Regions from separate parts of the Homo sapiens genome. Here region 1 is linked to region 2. A link is an interaction called in ENCODE POLR2A ChIA-PET data of the cell type or tissue named here. Cell type or tissue: OCI-LY7. All regions are shown on one strand. Links, peaks and the distances in the headings refer to the core of each region. The heading gives the core; the rest is flanking DNA. Region 1 has its middle 72 kb from the start of EMX2. Region 2 has its middle 10 kb from the start of KCNK18.

What was found. Peaks named below come from ENCODE experiments on the same cell type or tissue, not always from the same donor. Only the 100,000 strongest peaks of a DNase experiment are listed, where the experiment ranks them.
Region 1: POLR2A ChIA-PET joins it to region 2 with 5 read pairs; 2 of 35 experiments call an interaction of 5 or more read pairs at or near these places.

What each region holds. Positions count from the first base shown.
Region 1 is chr10:117,468,139-117,473,516 of GRCh38, forward strand. No RefSeq gene overlaps it. Among named protein-coding and RNA genes, the nearest start is that of EMX2, 72 kb to the right of the region's middle. In OCI-LY7, for the core only: no CTCF peak of the experiment used is centred there; no DNase peak of the experiment used is centred there.
Region 2 is chr10:117,184,416-117,189,793 of GRCh38, forward strand. No RefSeq gene overlaps it. Among named protein-coding and RNA genes, the nearest start is that of KCNK18, 10 kb to the right of the region's middle. In OCI-LY7, for the core only: no CTCF peak of the experiment used is centred there; a DNase peak (open chromatin) is centred at 3,106; H3K4me3 peaks cover 272 bases.

The DNA.
Region 1 (5,378 bases), core at 228-5,227, 280 kb after region 2:
TACAGGTCCCTCCCTCAACTCGTGGGAATTACAATTGGAGGTGAGATTTGGGTGGGTACACAGAGCCAAACCATTTCACAGGTGTTGCCTTGTACAGGCTCTGGGGCAGGTTCTCTGAATTCTCATTCCTTCCTTTTCTCCTTGGTCAATGTCCTCTTCTCTTATTGTTGGTTGTTTAGAGACTCAGCATTAATCATTTATGCCATAGAAGTGTCATCAGGAGTGTTGTTGGTCTAAAATGTGGCCTTGTCTTGAAAGTCCCTGCTGCTGGAGGCAGGCCCTGCTTGGTCTCAGGGTTGGCAATGGAAACTGTTGCTCAAATGTCTGCTCTACGAATGGTCACCTCCCAGGGCCTGCAGACCCGACAGAGTTAACTTCTCTACATGTCATGGTCCCTGCTGCTGCAGGACTCAGGAAGATCTCACAAAGGAAAGTCCCCAAGTCCTGGATACTACCACCAGCCTGTGGTGGGGCACCCGGTTCTCAGCTCTCCCTTGCTTTGGGGTGAGTGCCACTCTTTCCCTCCTGATTTGGAGATAATCTTTGTCTCCCTTTTCTTTGGGTACTTGGGATGATTAATTTTATATATCAACTTGACTGAGCCATGGGCTACTCTGATATTTGGTGGACATTGTTCTGGGTGTGTCTGTGGAGGTGTTTCTAGGGGACATGAACATTTGAATGGGTGGACTGAGGACAGCAGATGGCCCTCCCTAATATGGGTGGGCTTCACCCAATCAGTTGAAGGCCTGACTAGAACAAAAAGTCTGCTGCTTCTCCAAGGAAGAGAGAATCCCTCCTGCCTCACTGCCTTCGAACGGGGGCAGCAGCATTTTCCCGCTTTCAGACTAGAACTAAAACATTGGCTTTTCCTAGGCATCCTCCAGCCTGCTGGCCTTTGGAATGGAACAACACCCTTGGCTTTCCTGGGACTTCTTAGCCTCCATTATTGTGGGGCCAGTATCTAAACCTCTCTTCTATATGTTTATTTTTATTTTTTTTAAGACAGAGTCTCCCTCTGTCACCCAGGCTGGAGTTCAGTGGCGCGATCTCAGATCACTGCAACCTCCATCTCCCAGGTTCAAGCAATTTTTCTACCCAGCCTCCCGAGTAGCTAGGATTATAGGTGCCTGCCACCACACTTGGTTACTTTTTGTATTTTTAGGAGAGACAGGGTTTCGCCATGTTGGCCAAGCTGGTCTCGAACTCCTGACCGCAAGTGATCCACCTGCCTCGGCTTCCCAAAGTGCTGGGATTACAGGCATGAGCCACAGCACCAGGGCTCTTTTCTATATGTTTACATCCTTTTGGTGCTGCTTCTCTGGAGAACCCTGACTAATTGGGTGCCCTGGAGTAGTCACCTGGGGGCCCTTCTCTCAGGCTCACAGCCTTTCCACCCTTTCTCCCACGAGGTCCTGGAGCCTCCCTGCGTAAGAGGCTCCTCTGGTGTCCCAAGGCTCCCAAAGGGGCATGGATCTGATGCCCCCGTGCCTGTGGCCACTCCTCACCCTTAAATACCCAAGTGTTCTGGGAGCTCCGCTCCGCATAGATGGGAGCACACTGCCAATCCCTGCTCCCTCCTGGCTTCACTGACCAGGAGGGAGCCGCAGATCCGATGAATATAACCCATCAGAGAGTCCTGACCTGAGTCTTGGTTGGAAGCTCATGTGAGAGATGGCAATGTTACAATTAAGTAAATGGATGACCTCAATTCGGAGACAATGTTTGTCGAATTGAATCTTCAGTGGGTTAACTTTCCTCATATGAGTAAAAATGATATTTGGGATTAAATTTTCACTGCACTGAATGCATTACTGGATTTCTGCCTCTCGTCATTAGAAAGGGGACATAACCTTCACTAAGGCGGTCTGCAGGGACCAGGATGGCTGGCATAAGTGCTGAGTGCTGACTGACCACAGGGGATTAGGGCCGAACACAACTCATTTCACACTGTAAATAAGCTGATTTGTTTTTGTTTTTAAATAAGCCTTATTAAAAACTGGCTGCCACTCACGGAGGATCTGCAGCAACATTGCAGGGCAGGGCTTTGACTTTCCTGGCTTGGCAGACACAGCAAAGCCGCTTTCAAAAAACTGCTTCTGCCTGCTTCAAGTTTGGGAATAACCCAGAGGGCCTCCCTGCTGTCCAGGTCCCTGGGGAGGTCCTGGAGCCATGGCCCCAGGGAGTGGTGGAGTGTGGGCAGCTTTGGGGCCAGCACTAAGCTGCAGAGGACACTGTACACAGGTCAGGCGGGCATGGCGGGGTCTCTTGGGCTGTTCTCTCTGCAGTGCATCAGCCTTTCCTCCTTAGCTCCTCCAAATGTATTCTGGAAATGTGCGGAAGTTCTTTGGAGCCCTTCAGATCTGTAAAGTCAAAACTATTTTCATAAGAATATAATGATGTTGCCAAGTGCGGTGGCTCACATCTGTAATCCCAGCACTTTGGGAGGCCGAGGCAGGAGGATCACTTGAGATCAGGAGCTTGAGACCAGCTTGGCCAACATGATGAAACCCCATCTCTACTAAAAATACAAAAAATTAGCCGGGTGTGGTGGCACATGCCTGTAATCCCAGCTACTCGGGAGGGTGAGGCAGGAGAATAGCTTGAACCCAGGAGGTGGAGGTTGCAGCGATCTGAGATTGCTCCATTGCACTCCAGCCTGGGTGACGATGAGACTGAAACTCCGTCTCAAAAAAAAAAAAAAAAAAACATAAAGCATATGATGATGTTATTTGCCCTTTTCCCTTTCATTTTGTCACAAGTGTGCAGTGGAGGTTTTTGTGGCCTATGTGACATGGGATGATGTCATCACTCTGGTGACGGATGGAAGTTACACCTGTGTATTCTTGTTGGTTAAATATTTCTCAGTTTTTATTTAGCATATGGAAAATATCGATAGCTATAAACCACATAAACATGAGCTCTTTGGAGTTCTTAATTATGTTTTAAGAGTATAAAGAGGTATTGAGACCAATAAGTTTGAGAAACTTGTTCCAGATTTTTTCTTTCTTTCTTCAAGATAAAGTGTCATATGCATTGTGATACTTATATACTCTCTCACCACTGAACATGTGCAAAATTGTGCTATGGTTATTATTAGATTCCTATCTTTTCAAAATATGTAAATGACAGTCTTTGAATGTTATGGGTCAACTCTATTATTCCCATGAACCCTGTGATTTTCATTGTGCAATTTAAAAAAATTATTTGTGATTGTGGCAAAATACACCTATTATAAAATTTACTCTCCTAACCATTTTTAAGTGTGGAGGTCAGTGGCATTGTGTATCTTCACACTGTTGTGCAACCATGACCACCACCATCTCCAGAAATTTCTTCTTGCAAAACTGAAACTCTTTACCATTAAATGGTAACTCCTCCTTCTCCTCACCTCCAGCCCCTGGCAACCAGCATTCTATTTTCGGTCTGTGGATTTCGCTTACCTCATGTAAGTAGAAATAGACAGTATTTGTCTTCCTAGATCTTTCTTGACTCCCCCCCACCTGCAAAACTACCTAGCCTCAGGGTCCTGGGGGATGATGCAATACCAGAGCTGAGAGCTCTTGTCTTGTAAAGATGTGTCACCATGCTCTTCCTCCATGTCACTTGTGTTGTGATGGCCAGTCTTGTTGGCATTGGCATGTTGGAAAGATCATAGACCTTGGACAGGGCCAGTTTTAAAACCTGGGTCCTCTGCTTTTGAAGCTATGTGACCTTTGCATAGGACTTAAACGCTTTGAGCCTTAGTTTCTTCATGTCTACAATTAGGATACAGATCCCCTCATTGGGGTGGTTGTGAGGATTAAAAAAAATGTGTGGAGGAGAAGGCAGGGGCCTTCCATGCATGGTCCATGGTTGCCAAAACCCTGCAGTGAGGGAGAGGAGGCCATAGGTGGGTGAGGAGATGGCAGGAGCTCAATTTGCCAAGTGTAAAGTGGAAGGTGAGGAGTCACATCACGGAGGGACTCACGGCTACTTGGAGAGACTGGACTTTTTTCTGAGGGCAATGGGGAGCCACTGAAGGTTTTAGGCAGAAAGAAGACCGCCAGATTTGCATCTCAGGAAGGTCATTCTGTCAGTGTGTGGAGGACGCATTGGTGGGGGACATAGTGGGAGATCAGTGGGGACGCTGCTGCAGTGGCCTCGGTGAAAGATGGCTCAACACAGCAAAACACCAGAGATAGCCCTCGAAATGCCTTTATTCTTTCCTCAATGTTTCTGTTTCCTGCTTCACCTTTCCTCTCTCTTCGAATCTACAGTCTCTAGAAACTTCTTTATTATCCCAAGCAACCCCACTTTTGCTCTCAGCTGTCACCTCTTCTCAATGTCAGAGAAATGGTTGGCTGGATATAAACCATCTCTTGCTCCTCACGGGCGGCTCCCTGAGGGTGTCTCCCCAAGCTCACACCCTCTGCTCCAAGAACTTATCAATTCCCCAAAGCAGTCAGCTATTGTGAGGAGGTCTCTGAGAAGAGACGGGGAGCTGATACATTCATTCCACATTTGCTCCTGGTTTTTCCTGTTATCAGTAATGCTCCCCGCATTTTGGCAGATGGATCATCACCTCGAGAGAGGATCATTAGAGCACAATGAAGAGAACAAGAGCTAAATGTTTGGCTTTGAGTATTGAAAGCCAAGATCCAAGTATGGAATAAAAGATCTGGAAAACTCTGATTGCCACAAGCCCGTTCCCCCTGCTCTTGGAGAGGAGATCAAGTATGCCTCAGCAAGGGGTAGGTGGAGGGCAGGGCATGGGAACACAAGGCTGTAGCTATCTGAGGGCTCCTCCTCTGTGGGCTGAGCCCCTGTGTATTTTTTTTTTTTTTTTTTGAGCAGGGAGAGGTGATGCAGGGGGATTCAATGGGGCCTTGAGATAGGTTTGGGGAGCTGAGGGGCAGAACCACAGAATGAGCCTCTGTTCAGCGTGATGTGAAGTGGAAGAAATATTTGCATAGTTAATGATAACAGGACCAGATGCCGCTCATTCTGACCCCCTTGAAGACGAATGGAACAGAGAACAATTTCATGTACTATTTGGGATGTTTCTCTTGCAAGTAACAGAAAATACCCCTCCTGTTGACTTAAATGAGAGAGTTTATTGGCTCATGTAAATGAAAAATGCAGGGATAGGGCGGTCTTCAGGTGCAGTTTGATTGAGATGTTTCACAACAGCATCAGTGCGTGGCTCCATTTCTCTCCCATTCTCCTGGTTTTGCACTTTTCCCCATGTAGGCTTTGTCTTCAGCTCATGGTAGCCAGATGCCACACGTTTCCTTGCTTGTATCTTGGGGGAAACAGAAGAGAAAAAGATTGCATTTCTCTCCGTCTAATTATTGGACAAAAGTCCTGAATTTTGCTCTAATTGGACTAACCTGGGT
Region 2 (5,378 bases), core at 62-5,061:
GTTCTCCAGCCTCCTGACTGCGCTGCCGCTGCCGCTGCCGCTACCGCTGCGTGTCCTCGTAAACTCAGTGGTTCCAGCGCCAGCCTCTGAGGTAGCAGCTCTCCTGGAGAACCAGGTCTGCACTGTTCTGGGTGTCGAGCCTGCAGGACCAGCTGAGAACCTGCTCCTTTGGGCTTTGCAGTGTTTGAAAGCACATAGTATCCCATTTTAAATCCCTTCCTGCTGAAACACCCAGAGTAGATTATTTCCTCTACTGAGGTCTGATGCATTCAATTCTTCATTTACTGTGAAGATTAAATGAGATAATGCATGTGGAGCACTAGCATATCTCCTGGCACCCAGTATGTGTTCAATAAGTGGTAGCTGTGGCTTGTGCTTGTCATGGTAATAAATTGTTTACTTGTGACCTAAGTTATTAAGATCATGTCAGGGTTTTCAGGCAAGCCGCAAACGTCTTTGATCCATATTATGACAAAACCATACCTATTCAGTTTTTTCTTAGGATACTTTTGAAACACAACCAACAAACACATAATGAGTGCAGGCCACCATGCTGGCAAAAGTAATGAATGAGCAATCATGTATTTGGACTTCGGATATGCTAGTCCTTGTGCTAAGCAAGTTAAGACAAGCTTTTGAGATGGGTGTCATCATAGCTATTTTACAGAAAGAGATACAAGCTCAGAGAGGCTAAGCAATTTGCCCAAGGCTGCACAGCTAGGTAGTGGCAGAGCCTGGTCTTGGAGGCCAGGTCTTCTTTCTTCTCATTCCACCACAACAGCCTTTTGGAGTTTTTGCATGGGTTGTTCGTTCTGGTTTTTGGTTTGGTTTTTGGATAAAAATCAAGTGTCATTTTTCAGGGCCTATGTGGCAGGCATCCCAGATTTCCATCTTATGAATGGCCCTGAGGAGCCTGTACATTGCAGCCTCATCTTCCTCTCAGATGGTGGAGACAGAAAGCCTTGAGCAGCACTGTGCTCAATCTGGTGACAGATGGTGGTCAAGGCTAGACGTTCTCCTCTGGGAAGTCTGAGGGACTGGTGAGCCCTTGGAGCAGGCCCAATGCTGGCCTTGGGCCTGGCCTGAGGGGAACCACCGCCATAGAGGAGGCACAGTTCCACGGCTTACATAGGATCAAAAAAACTTTTTATTCTTATTTTCTCGAGATGGAGTCTCACTCCGTCACTCAGGCTAGAGTGCAGTGGCGCGATCTCGGCTGACTGCAAGCTCCGCCTCCCGGGTTCACACCATTCTCCTGCCTCAGCCTCCTGAGTAGCTGGGACTACAGGCACCCGCCACCACGCCCGGCTAATTTTTGTATTTTTAGTAGAGACGGGGTTTCACTGTGTTAGCCAGGATGGTCTCGATCTCCTGATATCATGATCTGCCCACCTCAGCCTCCCAAAGTGCTGGGATTACATACGTGAACCACCACGCCTGGCCAGATCAAAGAACTTTCTAACTTCTCCCTAATAAACACAGGCAGGGTTCTGGAGCAGGGGTCCCCAACCCCCAGGCAATGGACTGGTACTGTTAGGAACAGGGCGCAGGGGGTGAGCAGCGGGTGAGCAAGCAAAGCTTTGTCTCCATCTACAGCCACTCCCCATTGCTCACATTACTGCCTGAGCTCTGCCTCCTGTCAGGTCAGAGGTGGCATTACATTCTCATAGGAGCACAAACCCTATTGTGAACTGTGCATGCAAGGGATCTAGGTTGCCTGCTCCTTATGAGAATCTAATGCCTGGTGATCTGTCACTATCTCCCATCACCCCCAGATGGGACTGTCTAGTTGCAGGAAAACAAGCTCAGGGCTCCCACTGATTCTACATTATAAGTTGTATAACTATTTCATCATATATTACAATGTAATATTAATAGAAATAAAGGGCACAATGAATGTAACATGCTTGAATCATCCCAAAACCATCCCCTCTGTGGCCCATGGGAAAATTTTCTTCCACGAAACTGGTCCCTGGTGCCAAAAACGTTGGGAGCCACTGTTTGGGAGGATAAGTCAGAGCCTGGGTCTAGGAAAGGAAACAATTGATCAACTGATTTGGTTTGGGGCCTTTCTGTTGCTTTCACTGAGGGGTATTAGAAGACTAGGGGTTTCCTGGAAAACCTTTGTTTGGGACCAACCAACTTCTTGGTACAAAATGATCTTTCAAGCTAAGTCAGATCAAGGAGGAGCTGTACAGCCATGAGTAAGTAGGATGTTGGAAGGACAGAAAGGAACAGAGTTTCTGGGTAATCTCCCCAGCGTACGCTTCTGCTGTTTACTGGCCATGTGACCTTGGGCAAGTTACTTAACCTCTCTGAGCCTCAATCTCTTCATCAGTAAAATGGAAATAATAACCTCCTTAGCAAGGTAGAAAATTACATCATACATGTAAAGTGTTTAGCTTAGAACACTCTCAAAATGTGCTAGCAATAAAATTGATGGGTTATGGTTTCAGCCAAGGACCCCACTGGACCAGTGGTTCTCATCCTTGACTGCTCATCAAGGCTACCTTAGGAAGCTTCAAAGGCTACCACAGCCAGGTGCCCACATGGACCAAATTAAATCAGTGACTGCAACGTTAGTCACTGCTGATGACTTAATGAGGCAATCATCCATCTGGATTGAGAAAGAAAGGGTGGCTTTGAAGTCAGACCTCAGTTGAAAGCCCGGTTCTAATGCACAACAAAACAGTAAACATGGGCAAGGTCCCACACCATCTGGCCTTGCCTATCTACCCAATCTCAACTAACACTGTCTCTTCTGTGTTCCAGAGCTTTCTGTTCACTCCTGCAATGCATCTACATCCCCTTTCCTTCTTGCCTCGGTGCAGTTGCACCTGCTGTTTCCTCTGCCTAGCATGCTCTTCCCTTTGCCCTCCACCCAGTGTTGCAGGAAGCTCCTCCTCATTCTTCAGATTCCAGCTGAATTGTTCTTCCTCAAAGGAGCCTTCTCTTAACTCCCTCCTTAAAACTACATCAAATCTCCCTGTGTAGAGATTGCTAGTTTCCTCTCAAATATCAGGTCTTCCCTGGTAATACAAGTTTTATCTGGGCACATGGCTTTATGCAAGTAAAAACTACATTTCCCAGCTGCGCTTGCAGCAGGAAGTAGCCATGTGACCAGAATCAGGCAAAGGAAAAAGTAATATGTGCAGTTTCTGGGTCCTGCCTTAGAAGGAAAGGTGTTTGCCCTTTACTTCCTCTTTCCCTTTTCCCACTGGCTAGACTTAGACCTGACGGTGGTAGTCAGCTTGTTGAGGGTGGCAAAACAATAGAATGAATGTGGCTTGCATGAAGCAGAGCCAGTCAGCCAGGCCTGGGCCACTTATGAGACTATTACGTGAAAAAAGAATAGCATTCTTATTTTTATTATTTCGATCAATGTTATGGCAGCTGAAAAGTTATCCTTGGTAATATGTAGCATATTTTTTTTTGCCATGATAGCATCCTATACTTCCTTATACCCAGCTCATCAAAAATTTATTACTTGCTTTCTATGTGTTAGGATATCTTACACTCTTTAAATCACGTAATTGCTTTTTATACATATTTAATTAACGTTCAACTTCTCCATTAAACTGTGAACTCCTTAAGAGTAGAGACTGTATCTGCTTTATTCACCTTTCTAGCTTTAGCACTTATCACATGTCTGAAATCAAGATGCATTTTTATAACCTGCACTGCCAGGCAGCAGCAAGGACTTTGTCGTCACTTCCCATGTGCACAAACTGAGTCACAGTTGTTCACACTTTGTCACTTCATTTGAGTTATGTCCACTGTTGATAATACATGCCAGAAAATATAAGTGACATGAGGAGAAGTTGCTAATACTCTCAGAACAAAGGAAAGAAATTTCAACTTAAAAGAGTCTGGTGTGACCAATTTATGTATTGTGTTGGGTTAACAGTTAGGATGCTAAACTTCAATTTGTCATAAATTTCTTGCTGTCTTGAAACAGACGCTGAGGAACTTCCAGTAAAATTTGATTTTGATTCAATTGAAGAAAAAAATGAAAGAATTCAGTCAAATTCTTATCAAAATTTGTGGCATGTGTCTGCAACATGGCAAAAAACCTAGAAACCACAGTAGAGCACTCTTTAAGACACACTATGGCACAGATGCTCTTCATGATGCAGAGAATGAGACTGTGTGGAAAAACATGGGCATCTGTGACTCTGATGCAGAAGCTGACTCATGGACTTGTGCTCTGGTAGCCAGGAGAAAGTAGCAAGAAGCCAGCACTCCTGCTGCAGCAACTTAAAAAAAAGACAAATAGCAAAAATCGTATTTAAAAACAATTAGAGAGTTGTGGAAACAAGGAGAAGATAAAATTTCCAGAGTGGAAACAGCCCTCCCTAGGTAAGCTGGTTGGCACCGGGCCTCTTCTTCCCTTTGGGTATTTGGTCATCTGGGAATGGCTGTAGGATTGGGATATGGCCTATGCAGAGACTTTGCTTGGGGAAAGAGAAAGCAAGAGAGCTTTCATTGGTTATTTTGGGGCTAGCACGACAAATTAGAAACTAAAGGACACCAAACATGAGGCTGACTTTCTCACATGGAAAGCTTGATATATTTTAGGGTGATGTGACAGACTGGGAAGCTGGGTTAGATAGAAAGGTAGAGTAAAATCCCATTGTGCTTAGAAGATGAAGTCTTGCTAGAGAGAAGAGTTATATCCCAAATATATGGAAAGTCTCCCCCTGAAGATGTTTGCCATATGTTGAGTCTACGTATGGCAAGAGACTAAGGGCTAAGAGATCCTCTAAAAAGAAAATATTTCATAACTGAGAAGAGAGACAGCTGCCAATCTCTCACCCAAAGTACTATTCAAGGGGATAATGCTTGAGGGACCAGAAAAATTGCAAAGATAATAGGACTTAATAAAATTGCAACCTTCCCCAGTTCAATCTATAATTGAGGTCATCAGTACTTCACCTTATCTTCCAGTAAAAGGAAGGAGGGACTTTAACTGATTAAAGATGTCATCTGGCTGGGTGTGGTGGCTCACACCTCTAATCCCAACACTTTGGGAGGCCCAGATGGGCAGATCACCTGAAGTCAGGAGTTCAACACCAGCCTGGCCAACATGGTGAAACCCCATCTCCACTAAAAATTCAAAAAAGTTAGCTGGGCATGGTGGCAGGTGCCAGTAATCCCAACTACTTGGGAGTCTGAGGCATAAGAATCACTTGAACCTAGGAGGTGGAGGTTGCAGGAAGCCGAGATTGTGCCACTGCACTCCAGCCTGGGGGATAGAGCAAGACCCTGTCTCCCAAAAAAAAAAAAAAAAAAAAAAAAAAAAGGCATCTGAAGCTACTATTGTTCTTGTGTACTTAATGTCCAGCACACAATAAAAAATTAATAGACATACAGAGATG